3 separate regions of the Homo sapiens genome follow, and all the other regions are linked to region 2. A link is an interaction called in ENCODE POLR2A ChIA-PET data of the cell type or tissue named here. Cell type or tissue: GM12878. All regions are shown on one strand. Each heading gives the region's core, and the rest is flanking DNA. Links, peaks and the distances in the headings are about the cores only.

Region 1 (5,916 bases), core at 452-5,451, 390 kb after region 2:
CACTGAAAATTTTACCTGCCCCTCTTCTCCCTCACTCCCTCCCCCACCCTCAAGCAACCACATCTTAGGGTTCTTGGTCATCATCAAGCGCTCTGTGCCTGCTGGGCTGCCTGTGTTCACAGAGCTCCACATGCAAGTGCAGGAAGGTCTGCAGGTATGAGCTTTGATTAAGCTGAGAGACTCCCCTTAGACTCAAGCTGTCCTCAGCCAACCACAGGCAAGTCTTATTATTCTGCAGCAAAGAGGGTCCTACCACATGTACTCACATTTGAAGGCAACTGCAGCAGAGATGTCAGCAGAACTGGCTGAAAATTGCTTCTATACTCTTTGCACGTTCATGCAGTAGTAGAGATATCATATATAACTGCTATAGTTTGAATGTTTCCCCCCAAAGCTCATGTGTTGGAAACTTAATCCCCAATGCAACAGTGTTAAGAGGTGGGACAGTGTTAAGAGGCTCTGCCCTCATGAGTGGATTAATGCTGTTCTTGAAGAGTGGGTTAATTATCACGGGAGTGGGTTCCTGATGAAATGACATGATCAGCCAGAGCTCTTCCCCACCATCTGTCTCTCATGCACTTGTCTTCTCTTGCTCTTCCACCTTCTGCCATGGCAAGATGCAGTAAGAGACCCCTCACCAGATGTGGGCCTCTTGACCTTGGACTTCTCAGCCTCCAGAAGGTAAGAAATAAATCCCTATTCTTAATAACTTACCTGGTCTGTGATATTTTGTTATGGCAACACAAAATGGACTAAGACAATAACTAAATCAAATACAGAGATCTATAGAAATACAGCTAATGAAGGCTCCATTCTTTAAGTTTTGAGTTAGACAAAACTAAAAATTCTCTATGAGACACACTCCAATCAAGCTTTTGCCAACATCTTTCTGCTAAAACTGCTCTCAGTAAGGTTACTGCTACATTGATAAACGCAATGGATGATTCTCAGTTCTCTTCTACTTGAATCATCAGTAGCACTGGACGCAGGTAAAGACAGGGCCAATTCCTAGATAATGTTACTTGGTGAAGATTCATTCATGCTCTGGTGACAAAGGTTTGGTAATTAACACCAAAATGGACCAGTATTCTTTGTAGTTGTTGAATATATATTTGTGCTTAAGTTAATGGAGTACAGGTCCATCTGTGAAATAGATTCAGTTCTTTTTTCTTTTTTTTTTTTTTTTTTTTTTTTTTTGAGACAGAGTTTCACTCTGTCGTCCGGGCTGGAGTGCAGTGGCGTGATCTCAGCTCACTGCAACCTCCGCCTCCCAGGGTCAAGTGATTCTCTCACTTCAGCTTCCTGAGTAGCTGGGATTACAGGCACATGTCACCACATCTGGCTAATTTTTGTATATTTTGTAGAGACAGGTTTCACCATGTTGCCCAGACTGGTCTTGAACTCCTGAGCTCAAGAAATTTGACCGCCTTGACCTCATGTGCTGGGATTACCTGTGTGAACCACCATGTCCGGCCTAGATTCAGTTCTTAACTATACTTTTTGTCTTTAGGAAGAGCCAAGTTATCACGTTTGTGTAGAGAATTGCTTCAGAGGTGGATTAAGCTAAGAAGATATAGTATTATCAACTACTACCCATACCCTTGCCACTCGGTGAGTCTTCACTATGCATCAGAAACTGCATAGTCTGTAGCAAAGGTCACAGACTTTCTGGAGCTTTCTGTAACCTCACTCCCTGGATTTGAATTCTGGCTCTGAGGCTTATCAATGAAGAGAACAAGAAAGATATACAACATGTAGGGCGTGAGCAGTTGCATAAATTGTTCACTGCATAAAGATACCCAGTCAAGGAGTGAGTGGCAGCTGTAATTCTGCCCACGCTCCTCTCACCAAGCCAGTCTTGCAATGTATCCAGTGCAAGGTAATGTCCATCCACAGGAGAAGTTCTTTGCTTACAGAGGTGCGTCTGTTCAGAGGACACGACATTTTTTTTTCTTTTTTAAAATTTAATTTAATTTTATTTTTTTGAGATGGAGTTTCACTCTTGTTGCCCAGGCTGGAGTGCAATGGTATGCATCTCAGCTCACCGCAACCTCCACCTCCCGGGTTCAAGCAAGTCTCCTGCCTCAGCCTCCCGAGTAGCTGAGATTACAGGCATGCGCCACCACACCCAGCTAATTTTATATTTTTAGTAGAGAAGGGGTTTCCCATGTTGGTCAGGCTGGTCTTGAATTCCTGGACTCAGGTGATCCGCCCTCCTCAGCCTCCCAAAGTGCTGGGATTATAGGCGTGAGCCACGGCGCCCAGCCTGACTTTTTCCAATTTATACAAAGATGCCAAATGACCAAGCAGCAGCCCTGAAACTGGGTTCTCATGAGGCAGAAATTGGAGCTTTTATCCTCAATATAATTTGGTTATGGATCAGTTATATTTAGAACCCCAAAGCCCAGAACACTGCCTGGCACACATCAGCACTCAACAAATATTTGTTGGATAAATGAATATAAAACAATCGGAGGCCGGTGGCTCACGCCTATAATCCCAGGACTTTGGGAGGCCAAGGTGGGCGGATCACTTGGGGTCAAGGGTTCGAGACCAGCCTGGCCAACATGGCAAAACCCTGTCTCTACCAAGAAATACAAAAATTAGCCAGGCGTGATGGCGCATGCCTGTAGTCCCAGCTACTAGAGAAGCAGAGGTGGAAGAATTCCTTGAACAAGGGAGGCACAGAGGTTACAGTGAGCCGAGATCACACCACTGCACACCAGCCTGGGCGACAAAGTGAGACCCTTTATCAAAAAAAACCAAAAAAAGGCCAAGAGCAAGATATAAGTGCTGAGTGTTGAGGAATATAGTTGCACTTCTCAAATTGTGGTCCAGGAACCCCTGGGGTTCCCTAAGACTTCAGAGAACCATGAAGTCAAAACTATTTTCATAATGATACTGTTGACAAACAGAGTCGAACTCTGTAAAATATTTGAAAAGACTTTTTCTGAGCCAAATATGAGTGACCGTGGCCCATGACACAGCCCTCAGGAGGTCCTGAGAACATTGCCTAAGGTGGTCGGGCCGTGGCTTGGTTTTATGCATTTTAGGGAGGCATGAGACATCAATCAAATACATTTAAGAAATACATTGGTTTGGTCCAGAAAGGCGGGCCAACTCAAAGCAGGAGGGCCTCCAGGCTATAGGTGAATTTAAACATTTTCTGGTTGACAATTGGTTGAGTTTGTCTAAAGACCTGGGATAGATAGAAAGGGAATGTTCAGGTTAAGATAGAGATTGTGGAGACCAAAGTTCTTTGGAAGTCTTATAGTGGCTGCCCTTAGAGACAATAGATGACAAATGTTTCCTGTTCAGATCTTAATTAATCTCTTTAGCACTGGGAGGGTCTGGAAGAAAAAAATCTAACTATGTTAATAGAGATTCTTTACATATACAAATTTTTCCCCACAAAGAACAGCTTTGCAGGGCCACTTCAAATATGTCAAAGAAACATGTTTTGGGGTAAAAATATTTTGATTTCTTGTCTGGTAATGTTACGCCAGAGTCAGGTTGGAAAGTAAGTCACGATATATAGTATAGGGTTAAATAAAACCCATCTGATAAGAATGTATGATTCATAGGGCATGACTCCCCAGACCCCTTAGGTAGGAATTTGGGCAAGATAAAAAAAAAAATCAGAGTTTAGTCCTCAATACTAAAGCCTTACTTGTCTATTTCACTCTCATTTTCTACAAATATACAAAGTTCAAAAAGCTCATTGATATGGTTTCAGATTCCGCATCGCAACTAACCTTTCAGAAACTATAACTTAATTTTTGGAATACTATCAAAGAAAAATATCCACAATGATCTGAAAAGGCTATTAAAATACTTCTCTTTGTTCTAACTACATGTGTGAAGCTGAATTTTCTTCATGTATTGAATCCAAGACAACAAATTGCAAAGTGCACCAAATTGAATGCAGAAGCAGATCTGAGATCCAGCTGTCATCTGCTAAGTTAAACACTAAAACAATTGGCAAAAACATAAGACAATGGCTATCTTCTCATCAAAATTTTTTAAGTAAAATATAGTTATTTTTATTTTAAGAATATATTATTTATGCTAACATCTGCTGGGTTTATTATTGTTACTTCGAATTAATATATAAATATTTTATAACTGTTGGGCGTGGTGGTTCACGCCTGTAATCCCAGCACTTTGGGAGGCCGAGGAGGGTGGATCACCTGAGGTCAGGAGTTTGAGACCAGCCTGGCTAATACGGTGAAACCCCATCTCTACTAAAATTACAAAAAAATTAGCAGGGCGTGGTGGTGGGGGGCCAGTAATCCCAGCTACTCGGGAGGCTGAGGCAAGAGAATCGCTTGAACCCGGGAGGCAGAGGTTGCAGTGAGCCCAGATTGCGCCATTGCACTCCAGCCTGGACGACAAGAGCAAAACTCCGTCTCAAAAAAGAAAAAAAAAAAAAAAAAAAGAGAAACAGCTTCCTCTATAGAGGAAGAGGTTTCCAAGCAGAAAGGACTGGCTGGCAGTGAATGCGCAGAATTTTATAGTCCGGTTTGAGGAGGCGGTGTCTGATTTACATAGGGCTCATAAATTGGTTTGATCAGGTATGACATTGACATAGCCGGTGGGGAAGGCTGGTTGCCCCACCTATTTGCATCTTCTTATGCAAATAGGCTTTCCAGCTGATCTGCACCATCTTGTCTGCTTTTTTTCTTTTTTGAGATGAAATCTCGCTCTGTCGCCCAGGTTGGAATGCAGTGGCACTGTCTCGGCTCACTGCAACCTCGGGTTCAAGCAATTCTCGGCTCACTGCCTCCCGGGTTCAAGCAATTCTCCTGCCTCAGCTTCCCAAGTAGCTGGCACTATAGGCACATGCCACCACGCCCGGCTAATTTTTTGTATTTTAGTGGAGACGGGGTTTCACCCCGTTGCCCAGGCTGGCCTCGAACTCCTGAGTTCAGGCAATCGACCCGCCTCGGCCTCCCAAAGTGCTAGGATTGCAGACGTGAGCCACAGTGCCCGGCCCATCTTGTTGGCTCTTTGCAGCACACGTGGCTGGCAGAGAAGGGAATACGGAGCCGCCATCTTGAAAATGTCTAGTCCTTAGTTCCTGCCGGCAGTCACCCCAGTAAGCTCCCAGCTTGCAGGCTGCTCTTTGTTAGAAAATGATTTGGGACTGCTTTTCATTAAAAAGAAAAGCCTTACTGCGGAATCCCATACCCTTGCAATCTGCCTGATTTCTTCTTAACTCCTGTATCACTAATATAAAGCAAACTAGATTATCAGAACCATCTGGAGAACTTTGTGGAAATACAGATTCTAGGCTCCTCCCCTCTACATTGTAATTTGGTAGAGCTGGAATAGAGCTCTGAAAATTTGTATTTCATAAGAACTCTCCCAGTAATTCTGATCATCAGTCATTGGTAGAAACAATAAATATATTAAAAATTTGGAGAAATACAGGACCAAAATCAATTGTCAGACAAGGCTTCAATTATTCAACAAACATTTCTCATGTACAGACTATGTTCCAGGGACCACTGGGACCATTGGACAGACACCAGTGAACAAGACTCAGGCCCTCTTCTAAGAAAGCTCACAGACCAGTGAGCGAGATGGAGGTAGAGAGTTGGAGCACATGGTGTTGTACCTGATAGGGAAAATGGAATGCTATTGGAACACAGAGACAGGGTTCCTCACTTCAGAAGAGCTGACCTCAAATGACACAGAGGATCTAGAGAACCAAGAGGAATGGATGACAAGGACATCATGAGTGATGGCCTAGAGCCAAATGGCTGTGATGCTCCTGTTGTGGATATTGATTTAAAAGCCAAACTCTAAAATACTTTAAGAGATTTATTCTGAGCCAAATATGAGGACCATGACCCATGCATGACACAGCCCTAGGAGGTCCTAAGAACATGTGCCTCTGTGGTTGGGTTACAG
Region 2 (5,916 bases), core at 256-5,255:
GTTTGAGACCAGCCTGACCAACATAGTGAAACCCTGTCTCTACTAAAAATACAAAAATTAGCTGGACATGGTGACGCACAGCTGTAGTCCCAGCTACTTGGGAGTCTGAGGCAGGAGAACAGCTTGAACCTTAGAGGCGGAGGTTGCAGTGAGCTGAGATCACGCCACTGCACTCCAGCCTGGGCAACAGAGCAAGACTCTATCTCAAAAAAAAAAAAAAAAAAAAAAAAAAGAATAATCCTTAGTCTTAGTTTACTCATCCATAAAATAGTAATTTTTATCTTATTTTATCTTAGAAAGTCAAATGTTCAACATTTTCTTACTTTTTGCGGTGTCCTCTATCTAGAAACAATTTTGCCCAGAAAACTGTTAACCTATTAGAGAAATCTTCTTTGATCACCCTATAATAAATTAACAGCAGCCACCTTTCACCTAAAGGTACTTTTCACCCCACTTTAGCCAAGTTTGATTTCTCTTTATAGCACTTATTACCGTCTGACCTATTATATATCCATTTTTATAAGATCATAGATTTTGTCTGTTTTATTCCCTGCTAGTATCACCCATGTCTAGAACATTGCCTGGAACAATATATGAGTGCTCAATAATATTTGTTCAATAAATTAAATGAAATTATGCACATAAAATACTTAGCACAATATCTGCTCATGATAGAAACTCAGTAATTGTTAGCAGTTGCTATATCAGAATAGGAATTTGGAGACGTACTCAATTTTATACATTCCTTGCCTAAGAAACTTTTAAAGCAATATTTTTTTATATATCTTTATTAAAAATAACTTTTTTTTTTTTGAGACGGAGTCTCGCTCTGTTGCCCAGGCTGGAGTGCAGTGGCGCAATCTCGGCTCACCGCAAGCTCTGCCTGTTAGCCAGGATGGTCTTGATCTCCTGACCTCATGACCCACCCGCCTTGGCCTCCCAAAGTGCTGGGTTACAGGCGTGAGCCACCACACCTGCCCAAAAATAACTCTTTAGGCCGAGCATTTAATGCTCATACCTGTAATCTCAGCATTTTGGGAGGCCAAGGCAGGAGGCTCACTTGAGGCCAGGAGTTTGGGACCAGCCTGAGCAACATAGAGATACCCTGTCTTTATATAAAAAATAATAATAATAAATAAAATTTTAAAAATAGTCTATTCCTGGCCAGATGCAGTGGCTCACACCTGTAATCTCAGCACTTTGGGAGGCCAAGTTGGGTGGATCATTTGAGGCCAAGAGTTCAAGACCAGCCTGGCCAACATGGCTAAACTATGTCTCTATTAAAAATACAGAAATTAGCCAGTTGTGGTGGCAGGTGCCTGTAATCCCAGCTACTTGGGAGGCTGAGACACAAGAATTGCTTGAACCTGGGAGGCAGAGGTTGCAGTAGTTGAGATTGCATTACTGCACTCCAGCCTGGGAGACAGAGCAAGACTCAGTCTCAAAAAATAATAATAATAATAATTTTTAAAAATAAAATTATATATATAAAATATATATTTGGGCTATTCTTGAAACAGCATACCAGTTACGTACTTCATTTTATTAATTTACAAAAAGTCTTTATATTCCTTGGTGATTCTCATTATTATTTTGTGGATAAGTTATGTGGCTGTGAGAACAAAGCAAGCCCAGGGCTGAGTTTTTTATTTTATTTTATTTATTTGTTTTTTCTGAGATGGAGTCTTGTTCAGTTGCCAAGGCTGGAGTGCAATGGCACAATCTCAGCTCACTGCAATCTCCACCTCCTGGGTTCAAGTGATTCTCCTGCCTCAGCCTCCCAAGTAGCTGGGATTACAGGCATGCACTATTATACCTGGCTAATTTTGTATTTTTAGTAGAGATGGGATTTCACTATGTTGGTCAGGCTGGTCTGGAACTCCTGACTTCAGGTGATCCATCTGCCTCATCCACCCAAAGTGCTGAGATTACAGGTGTGACCCACCGTGCCTGGCCTCAGTTCTTTATTTTAGAAGTGGGTATCTTTTTCTCTAAACAAAAACAGAGTCAAATATATGCTATATAATCAGTGAGTTTGCAAACAAGGATTCCAGCTCCTTCTGATAGATCAAAACTAAACATGCTAGGTTTCAAATCTGGTATGGGGGAAAAAAAAAGAACTAAACATGCAAACCAACAGGTTCCTAAAACTATCGGTGAGTCAATTCAACTAGAAAAACAAAAAACACTCTCCTGGTCATGGCTGGGCCAGAGTGGGTGGAGGAAAAAGCTAAACGTTTACTCATAAAGACTCTGATTCACTTAGAAAAAGAAAAAGCCAGATGCCATGCGACTGGGATTTGTGTTCACTGCACTGAGGAGTACAGAGCCTTCGTACTCTCAGGGATGACAAGCCATTATTTCACTCTGAACACAAAGAACGGTTGCTTCGTGCACCCTTCACTATGATTAGCTCTTGCAAATAGAGGATGAAGAATTGAACCCGAGAGGACCTTGGCTGTGGGCCAAGGGCTCAGAATTATTTATTTTACTTTCGTTAAGAAAACAGTATAAGAGGGCCATGTCTAATAGCCTATTTCTTCATGGGCCCCTGATTTAGGCGCAACGGGATAATAACCACACACTCTTCTCTCTGAGAGCAATAGGAGTTTTCTTCCAAGAGACCCTGGCTGCATGTGCTGGTTTGAGCCAGTGGTGTGCTGGTGGATGTTTAACCACCAGCTTGGGGGAGGCAGAAGGGCTTGTCTGTAGTGTTTGCTGATTTCTGCAGTGTAAATATTCCCACTCTGGCTGATTTCAAGCTACTAATCTGACATCACTGAATGAAGAGTTGGGAAGAAAATGTGAAGTAGCATACTGTTATATACAATTTCCACTGTTCAAATATGGCCAGGTGCAGTGGCTCATGCCTGTTATCCTAGCACTTTGGGAGGCCGAGACAGGTGGATCATTTGATGCTAAGAGTTAGAGACCAGCCTGGCCAACATAGTGAAACCCCATCTCTACTAAAAATACAAAAATTAGCTGGGCGTCGTGGCGGGCACCTGTAATCTCAGCTACTCGGGAGGCTGAGGTGGGAGAATCACTGGAACTCAGGAGGCAGAGGTTGCAGTGAGCCAAGATCATGCCACTGCACTCCAGCCTGGGAGACAGAGCGAGACTCCATCTCAAAATAAATAAATAAATAAACAGGCTGGGTGTGATGGCTCACACCTGTAATCCCAGCACTTTGGGAGGCCGAGGCAGGTGGATCACCTGAGGTCAGGAGCTCAAGACCAGACTGGCCAACATGGCGAAACCCCGTCTCTACTAAAAATACAAAAATTAGCCGGGCATGGTGGCACATGCCTGTAATCCCAGCTACTAGTGGGGACTGAGGCAGGAGGATTGCTTGAACCTGGGAGGTGGAGGTTGTAGTGAGCTGAGATCATGCCACCGCACTCCAGCCTGGGCAACAGAGCGAGACTCCGTCTCAAAAACAAACAAACACAATTGATGTAAATAACCTTAAAAACATAAACCACAGTGAACTGTAATAAAATCATTAGGAAGTGATAAGTTTTGAGTATGTATTGCTCCATTGTAAGTGTAATGTATTTCATCGTAAGTTCATATAATTTAATTTTAGTAATGGCTGTGTTTAACAACTGGCTTACAGACTTTCTGAAAATTTAACAGTTGGCTCTCCGGAGCCCGTCAGAGCAGGTTCAAGGTGCCCTGCTGATGTGAACCCTGAGGCAGGAGTCCTGTGTGGTCTGGGGCCAGGAAGAACACAGCAGACCCATTGCTTCAAAATGGAGCTCACCATTCTCTTCAGGGGTTCTCTTTTCTCATTCTGTGAGAATTGTCATTTTAGCATGCCTTGCCTCATTTTACTCATTAGCAAAACAGAGAGAAGACCACTCCCGTTCCTGGTTATGGAGACTGTAGGCTACCTGTGATTTTACAAGGGAGGAAAGTAAGTCTCAGAAGAGTCATATAATGATAGTGGTGGTGATGATGATGATGATGATAGTTGACACTGGTTAAACTTGTACTATATACGCCAGTTACTGTGCTAGATGCCTTACGTAACATCTCATTTGAACCTCATAAAAATCATATGGGTAGGTGCTATTATTTGTATTCTCATGTTGCAGATGAGGAAACTGAGACACAGATGACTACACAGTATTTTCTGATTCCACTTCTAGAAAGAAGTTAAGTCAAGATGGAAATTCCGTCTGTCTGGGCAAATTGCTCCTGCTCACAGCTGCTATAATCATATAGTTTGTAAGTGAGGCGGGGGTTGGCAGGAGTCAAGGGTTGGGGAGTGGGGGTGGTGGTCAAACATAGGTCTTCCAGTTCCTGTGGTGGCATCAAGATTGAAAAAGGTGAACTTCTGTGGTTGGTTCATTGTTTTTATTCCTAGTTTATCTGTGGAAAAAGGAACGTTCTGAAGAATTGAACCACTTGGTTAAATGAGTTGAGTGATCAAGAATGAATGCACAAAAAAATAAAAAAGACTGTCTCTACAAAAAAATAAAAAAGATTGTCTCTACAAAAAAATAAAAAAGAATTAGCCAGATGTAGCGGTACATACCTGTGGTCCCAGCAGTGAGCTATGATCACACCACTGCACTCCAGCCTGGGCCACAGAGTGAGACCCTGTCTTAAAAAAAAAAAAAAAAAAGAGGCCAGATGCGGTAGCTCATGCCTGTAATCCCAGCACTTTGGGAGGCCGAGGGGAGTGAATGACCTGAAGTCAGGTGTTCAAGACCAGCCTGCCTAACATGGCGAAACCCTGTCTCTACTAAAAATGCAAAAAATTATCTGGGTGTGGTAGTGCATCTGTAATCCTGGCTACTTGGAGGCTAAGGCAGGAGAATCGCTTGAATGCAGAAGGCAGAGGTTGCAGCGAGCTGAGATGGCGCCACTACACTCCAGCCTGCGTGACAGAGACTCTGTCTCAAAAAAAAAAAAAAAAGGAATGATCATGGGCTTCTCCTAGGCTTCCTAAGGTGCCTTTGAAAACAGGTAACTCTCCAGATTTGAGAAAAAGTGATTGTGACAAAAACTCACATCTTCCATTTCCTTTCTTAAATAGAAATAACATGCTGTGTGTGTTAGAGATAGGACAGTTATAGATATCTTTTTTTTTTTTTTTTGAGACGGAGTCTCGCTCTTTTGCCCAGGCTGGAGTGCAGTGGCACAATCTCTGCTCACTGCGAGCTCTGCCTCCCGGGTTCACACCATTCTCCTGCCTCAGCCTCCCGAGTAACTGGGACTACAGGCGTCCACCACCACGCCCAGTTAATTTTTTGTATTTTTAGTAGAGACAGGGTTTCACTGTGTTAGCCAGGATGGTCTCGATCTCCTGACCTCGTGATCCGCCCGCCTCGGCCTCCCAAAGTGTTGGGATTACAGGCGTGAGCCACCGAGCCCGGCCTAGTTATACATATCATCATACCTTCTTTTTTTTTCTTTTTTAAGAGACAGAGTTTTACTCTGTCATCCAGGCTTGAGTGCAGGGGCACAGTCATAGCTCACTGCAGCCTCAAACTCCTGGGCTCAAGGTGATCCTCCTGCCTCAGCCTCCCGAGTAGCTGGGACTACAGGCACGTGCCACCGTGCCTGGCTTTTTAAATTTAAATAAATTTTGGCAAATCCACAAGTGGAATATTAACAGCCTTTTTAAAAGAATTAGGTGGATTCAAAAGCACATACAGAAATCAGTTACACTTTTGAATTACATTGCAACTAAAAAAAAGCAAGGGCAGAAAAGTGTGATAGTATGTCATCATTTATGCAAAAAGAGATAAAGGAAAGGTACATATGCATATATGCTTGTCTACCTGCTTCGTATCTCTAAAAGGATACACACACACACACACGCGCGCGCGCACGTACATACCCAACGGTTACCTCTCGGAGCCTAGGGGATTGGAGTGGAAGGGAGATGGGACTTTTTACAGC
Region 3 (5,916 bases), core at 452-5,451, 220 kb after region 2:
GGCTCATGCCTGTAATCCTAGCACTTTGGGAGGCTGAGGCAGGAGGATTACTTGAGCCCAGGAGTTTGAGACTAGCTGGGGTAACATAGTGAGACTCTATCTCTATTTTAATTGGGATCTTTTTTTTTTTGGTTCCTTTTTTTGTGGAGAACGAGGTCTTTCTATATTGCCCAGGCAGGTTTCAAACTCCTGGGCTCAAGTAATCCTCCCACCTCTGCCTCCCTAAGAGCTGGGATTACAGGCACAAGCCACTCTGCCTGGCCCTCCATCTCTATTTTTAAAAAAAGAAAAAAAAATGTTTTTCAACTTGAAACTACAGAAACTAATTTTCCAAGTATACTACAAAAAAATTTCATGATAACTGGAGACGTCAAACCAGCTTCCAAGCACTTGAAGAGGAAAAAAATAATAAGAATAGAAGCCACGTGTAACAGATATTTTTAAAGAACTGAAGATGTTTATCTTAAGAATTACTCTAAAATTGAAAGAATTGGTCTAAGATTTTACTCAAAAGTTTGGATGAAATTAATAACTGACATTTCTTGAGCATTTATAATATTCTAGGCACCATTCAAAATGCTGTGTATGTATTAACTCACTCCTCTAAACTTAATGAGGTTAATACTATTATTATCATTCTGATTTTATAGGTAGGGAAACTGAGGTGAGGCATGGAGCAGCTAACACTAGCAAGTATTAGAGCTGAGATTCACAAACAAACATATGCAGTCTGGCTCCAGAAGCCACATACTTACCTGCTAAACTGTACTGCCGCTTGATATTAGAGCAAATTAACCACAAAAGGACTATTTTGGCCATCTGGCAAATAAATAGCTCAGATTTATTTTGTTTCATTATAGTTTTATTTTTTCCTTCAATGATCAAATTCATTTTTATTATCCTTGAAATTTCCCTTAATATTCTTGTATACATCTCCTAGTCCTAAATTTTAAAAAATGAATGATACTCCGGGTTCTAATTAATTGATGAAACCTTATATGGCCATTAAAAATGATGTTTTTACAAAGATTTTTAAGAATACAGAGGAATGCTTATAACATAAAGTAGCACCATGTAAATTAGGCGGAAGCCAGGCTTCCCCCTCCCACCTCCTCAAGAAAACATCTAGAAAACAGATGAGAAAGTTTCATTGTGCTATCATTGGGTAGGAAAATTAGGAATAATTTCTTATGTACTTTTCTTAACTTTCTATAAATTTAACTGAATACTTTTATAGTCCAAAAAATGAAATAGATTTCATTTTTTAAAAGGCGAATTGGAGCCTTTCATTACAGAAGTATAGTCTGCAGCTCATCGTAATAATCTTATTGCATAATTTAGAATCACTTCCACAGAGCCCTTGGCCATATAAGTGAAGGCGGCACAGTTCAGACCTGCACTGTGATACGTGGCTGTTTAATTAAAATTTAAAATCCAGCTCCTCAGTCACACTAGCCCCATTCCAAGTGCTCAGTAGCCACATGTGGCAAGTGACAGCTTTTCTAGCATCATAGAAAATTCGATTGCCCAGCATTGGTTTGGAAGAAAAAACAGGGAATCTGGAGCCAGAAAACTTGGAATCAAGTCTGCCTACAAGCTGACACTTGCTGTGTGAAATGGGGCAGTTTACTCAACCTAAGCCTATTTCCCCATGACCAAATTGGGACTGAGGATAATACCATGTACCATATACAGAGGTTAAGAAAATTAAGAGAATGCAGGTGACAGTTCTCTGAAAACAATAGTGTGGTTTACCAGGTAGATGCTGCTTCCCAGTCCCCCAGCTTGAAGTCAGTCTAGCTCTTCAAGGACTGATTCCAAATCTTTGAATGCTTCACACCAAGAATTTTACCTGAATGCCACCATCAAAATCAGATTAGCTCTTATTACAGTTCCTGGACCAAGCCCGTGGCAATGTGCACATTTCATTTCTTCCTTGTAAAAAGCTTTAATACACAGCTCTCTCTATACAATGACAGCTCCTAAAAGTTTTCTTTAATAATTTAAAATCTTCACTGTATTTCCATTCCTACAATTAAAAAGACTCCCTTAAAAAAGAAAAGAAGAAAGCTGTGTTCACCAAAGAAATACATGGAGTTTGTCAAATTCCATATAACAAGGAAATCAGGTGGAGTTAACGGTGCAGGAATGAAGCAAAAGAACGTGAGGTTTTTACCAAAAATGAGAGCAGCTTCGCAAAACTTCAAAGCTGTCGGGGTACTGATGAAATGGAAGTACTTGCTCATTCTGATTTTTTTTTTTCTCTCCTAACTCACTTCTGGTTTTTGCTGCAAGACAACTTGACTATTTTAGACAAATGTAGGGCTGCTGCATTTCCAGAACGCCTCCATCCTATTTCTCATTTAAACCACCTCCCCTTCCCCGTGGCCTATTAATGCATACTTGCAAGGCTGCGAAACACAACCCAAAAGAGGCAAGATCCAGCGGTTCCCCACTCACGCTTCTTTCTGCTTCCCCAGGTTTCCGCCAGCTGTGGATGCCTTTGACATTATGACCGCAGAGGATTCCACCGCAGCCATGAGCAGTGACTCGGCCGCCGGGTCCTCCGCCAAGGTGCCCGAGGGCGTGGCGGGCGCGCCCAACGAGGCAGCACTGCTGGCGCTGATGGAGCGCACGGGCTACAGCATGGTGCAAGAGAACGGGCAGCGCAAGTACGGCGGCCCACCGCCCGGCTGGGAGGGCCCGCACCCGCAGCGTGGCTGCGAGGTCTTCGTGGGCAAGATCCCGCGCGACGTGTACGAGGACGAGCTGGTGCCCGTGTTCGAGGCCGTGGGCCGCATCTACGAGCTGCGCCTCATGATGGACTTTGACGGCAAGAACCGCGGCTACGCCTTCGTCATGTACTGCCACAAGCACGAGGCCAAGCGCGCAGTGCGTGAGCTCAACAACTACGAGATCCGCCCGGGCCGCCTGCTCGGCGTGTGCTGCAGCGTGGACAACTGCCGCCTCTTCATCGGCGGGATCCCCAAGATGAAGAAGCGCGAGGAAATCCTGGAGGAGATTGCCAAGGTCACCGAGGGCGTGCTGGACGTGATCGTCTACGCCAGCGCGGCCGACAAGATGAAGAACCGCGGCTTCGCCTTCGTGGAGTACGAGAGCCACCGCGCGGCTGCCATGGCTCGCCGCAAGCTCATGCCTGGCCGCATCCAGCTGTGGGGCCACCAGATCGCCGTGGACTGGGCCGAACCTGAGATCGACGTGGACGAGGACGTGATGGAGACCGTGAAGATCCTCTACGTGCGCAACCTCATGATCGAGACCACCGAGGACACCATCAAGAAGAGCTTCGGCCAGTTCAACCCCGGCTGCGTGGAGCGCGTCAAGAAGATCCGCGACTACGCCTTCGTGCACTTCACCAGCCGCGAGGATGCCGTGCATGCCATGAACAACCTCAACGGCACTGAGCTGGAGGGCTCGTGCCTGGAGGTCACGCTGGCCAAGCCCGTGGACAAGGAGCAGTACTCGCGCTACCAGAAGGCAGCCAGGGGCGGCGGCGCGGCTGAGGCAGCGCAGCAGCCCAGCTACGTGTACTCCTGCGACCCCTACACACTGGCCTACTACGGCTACCCCTACAACGCGCTCATTGGGCCCAACAGGGACTACTTTGTGAAAGGTTAGTGGGGGCTCTTCTCCTGGGTGGGGCCCCCAAGAACGTTGCCTCCTAGGCAGGGGGCACCAGGGATACCGTGGCTGGCATTTGCTGAGCTGGTAGGTGCTGAAGGCCCTCCCACCCCCGTTTTGGGTTTGCATTCTGGGTCTAATTCTTTCCTGGCACCGAAGGCCGTCACTTATGCAGCACTGATAGAAATACAGATCGTTCTGGGGTGAGCGGTAAAATCACAGGAATATGCAAGTGCTGGAATTCTTCCTTGCCGAGGTCCACCGGGTTAGGGGCTAGTCCACCATTCTCTTGGTGCTTACGTTAAAACCTGCTTGTGATATTAAATCTTAAGATGTTGGTGGAGTCCGTGATTTTTAATTTTGTTTTTTGTTATCACTGATTAGGATATAATGACACCCAGCATAACCTGGAAAATAAGATACATAGGTTCTGGGTCCTGTTCTCTGATTAACTGGGTCTGTGACTTTAGTTAGTCACTTTAATCTCCCCTGGCCTGTTTTCTCAAGCATGAAATGAGGAAGGTGGACCAGCAAATCCCCTTCCAAAGCTAACTTTAAAAAAAATTATTTAATAGTATATATATATGTATTATATATATATATATGTATTTTATATATATATATGTATTTTATATATATATATATGTATTTTATATATATATATATATATATTTTTTTTTTTTTTTTTTGAGACAGGGTCTCACCATGCTCCCCAGGCTGGTCTTGAACCCCTGGGCTCAAGCCATCCTCTCGCCTCAGCCTCCCAAAGTGCTGGGATTACAGGCATAAGACACCACACCTGGCCACAGTTTTTTTTTTGGCGGGGGGGAGGGGGTGGTGGGTAGTCTATGAATGTTTTTCTTTACTGAAATTGCAGATACAATCCTAGAAACTCACCCTGCAAGTTTGCCTCTTGTACTAAGAAGACATGCTTAGGATGCAAATCTAGGCTGAAATAGAATGTTGGAAGCATCTTTACCAGCCTATTAAAGAGCAAAGGTGTAGCCACCTGCAATTAAGACTGGGGCAGTTAAATGCCGAGAACCGAGGGCTGAGGTCTGCCTCCAGCACCGTCACTGTTGGTTGCTGATCATCTTTTGTGTTGTTATTACAAGCAGGCAGCATAAGAGGCCGAGGGCGAGGTGCAGCTGGCAACAGAGCCCCAGGGCCTAGGGGTTCCTACCTCGGGGGATATTCTGCTGGTCGTGGTATATATAGCCGATATCATGAAGGGAAAGGAAAGCAGCAAGAAAAAGGATATGAACTGGTGCCGAATTTGGAAATCCCTACCGTCAACCCAGTTGCCATTAAACCTGGTACAGGTCAGTATGAAGCAGATTGAGAATGCTCCCATTCAGCATAAACCCCAGCCCTTCTGTTTGAAGTGAATCCAAGCGTTTTTCAGGCTCTCACATCTGCACAGGGGTTCCTCTTCTCCTAGGCAGCTAGAGACAAGGCAAAAATAAAGTGACCCCCTGGACCTCCTTATCTAGAACTTCAGGGGATGGTGTAGCTTTGACTATGTTCAAATCAAACTTGCCTGAGTAAGGTTTTTTTTTGTTTGTTTGTTTGTTTGTTTTTTTTTTTTTTTGAGACAGAGTCTCGCTCTGTCGCCCAGGCTGGAGTGCAGTGGCATGATCTTGGCTCACTGCAAGCTCTGCCTCCTGGGTGCACACCATTCTCCTATCTCAGCCTCCAGAATAGCTGGGACTACAGGTGCCCACCACCATGCCCGGCTAATTTTTTTTTTTTTTTTTTTTGTATTTTTAGTAGAGATGGGGTTTCACCGTGTTAGCCAGGATGGTCTCGATCTCCTGACCTTATGATCCACCCGTCTCGGCCTCCCAAAGTGCTGGGATTAGAGGAGTGAGCCACTGCGCCTGGCCATGCAGTAAGGTTTTCAAAGGGCTGTCACCCATTGTTAGGTTTTGTCTCAGTCTGTGGCTAAGTAAGGAGAGTTGTAGGGGGAAGAAAGGAAGAACATGAGGCTCTCTGTATCTTCTATCAGGTAAAACCTGTCTTTTCCTTACTCAGGCCTATTTCTGCCCCGACCATCTGAAGTCGGAGGGTAGAGCTTATTGCCCCATTCTGAGAGTTGTTTGGAAGGGCAGAAAATTCCCCTTCAGGAGTAAGCAGCACCTTTTGTCCCTTGTCATGGTCTGAGCAAATAAGAATGCTTGAGGACAAGGCAGTGGTGAAAGTTTTGTTGTTGTTTGAGATGGAGTCTTGCTGTGTCACCCGGGCTGGAGTGCAGTGGCATGATCTCGGCACACT

Evidence for each region. Peaks named below come from ENCODE experiments on the same cell type or tissue, not always from the same donor. Only the 100,000 strongest peaks of a DNase experiment are listed, where the experiment ranks them.
Region 1: POLR2A ChIA-PET joins it to region 2 with 5 read pairs; 2 of 35 experiments call an interaction of 5 or more read pairs at or near these places.
Region 3: POLR2A ChIA-PET joins it to region 2 with 5 read pairs; 2 of 35 experiments call an interaction of 5 or more read pairs at or near these places.

Annotation. Positions count from the first base shown.
Region 1 is chr4:40,269,482-40,275,397 of GRCh38, reverse strand. No RefSeq gene overlaps it. Among named protein-coding and RNA genes, the nearest start is that of LINC02265, 35 kb to the left of the region's middle. RefSeq lists enhancers at 4,397-5,213, 5,214-5,916. In GM12878, for the core only: no CTCF peak of the experiment used is centred there; no DNase peak of the experiment used is centred there.
Region 2 is chr4:40,659,803-40,665,718 of GRCh38, reverse strand. No RefSeq gene overlaps it. Among named protein-coding and RNA genes, the nearest start is that of RBM47, 33 kb to the right of the region's middle. RefSeq lists enhancers at 1,919-2,058, 3,531-4,036. In GM12878, for the core only: no CTCF peak of the experiment used is centred there; a DNase peak (open chromatin) is centred at 2,238; H3K4me3 peaks cover 1,069 bases; H3K27ac peaks cover 1,268 bases.
Region 3 is chr4:40,435,489-40,441,404 of GRCh38, reverse strand. It overlaps RBM47 (RNA binding motif protein 47), which reads left to right. Exons shown (of 7, transcript NM_001098634.2): 4 at 2,481-3,634; 5 at 4,758-4,964. The coding sequence starts at 2,512. Among named protein-coding and RNA genes, the nearest start is that of RBM47-AS1, 12 kb to the right of the region's middle. In GM12878, for the core only: no CTCF peak of the experiment used is centred there; no DNase peak of the experiment used is centred there.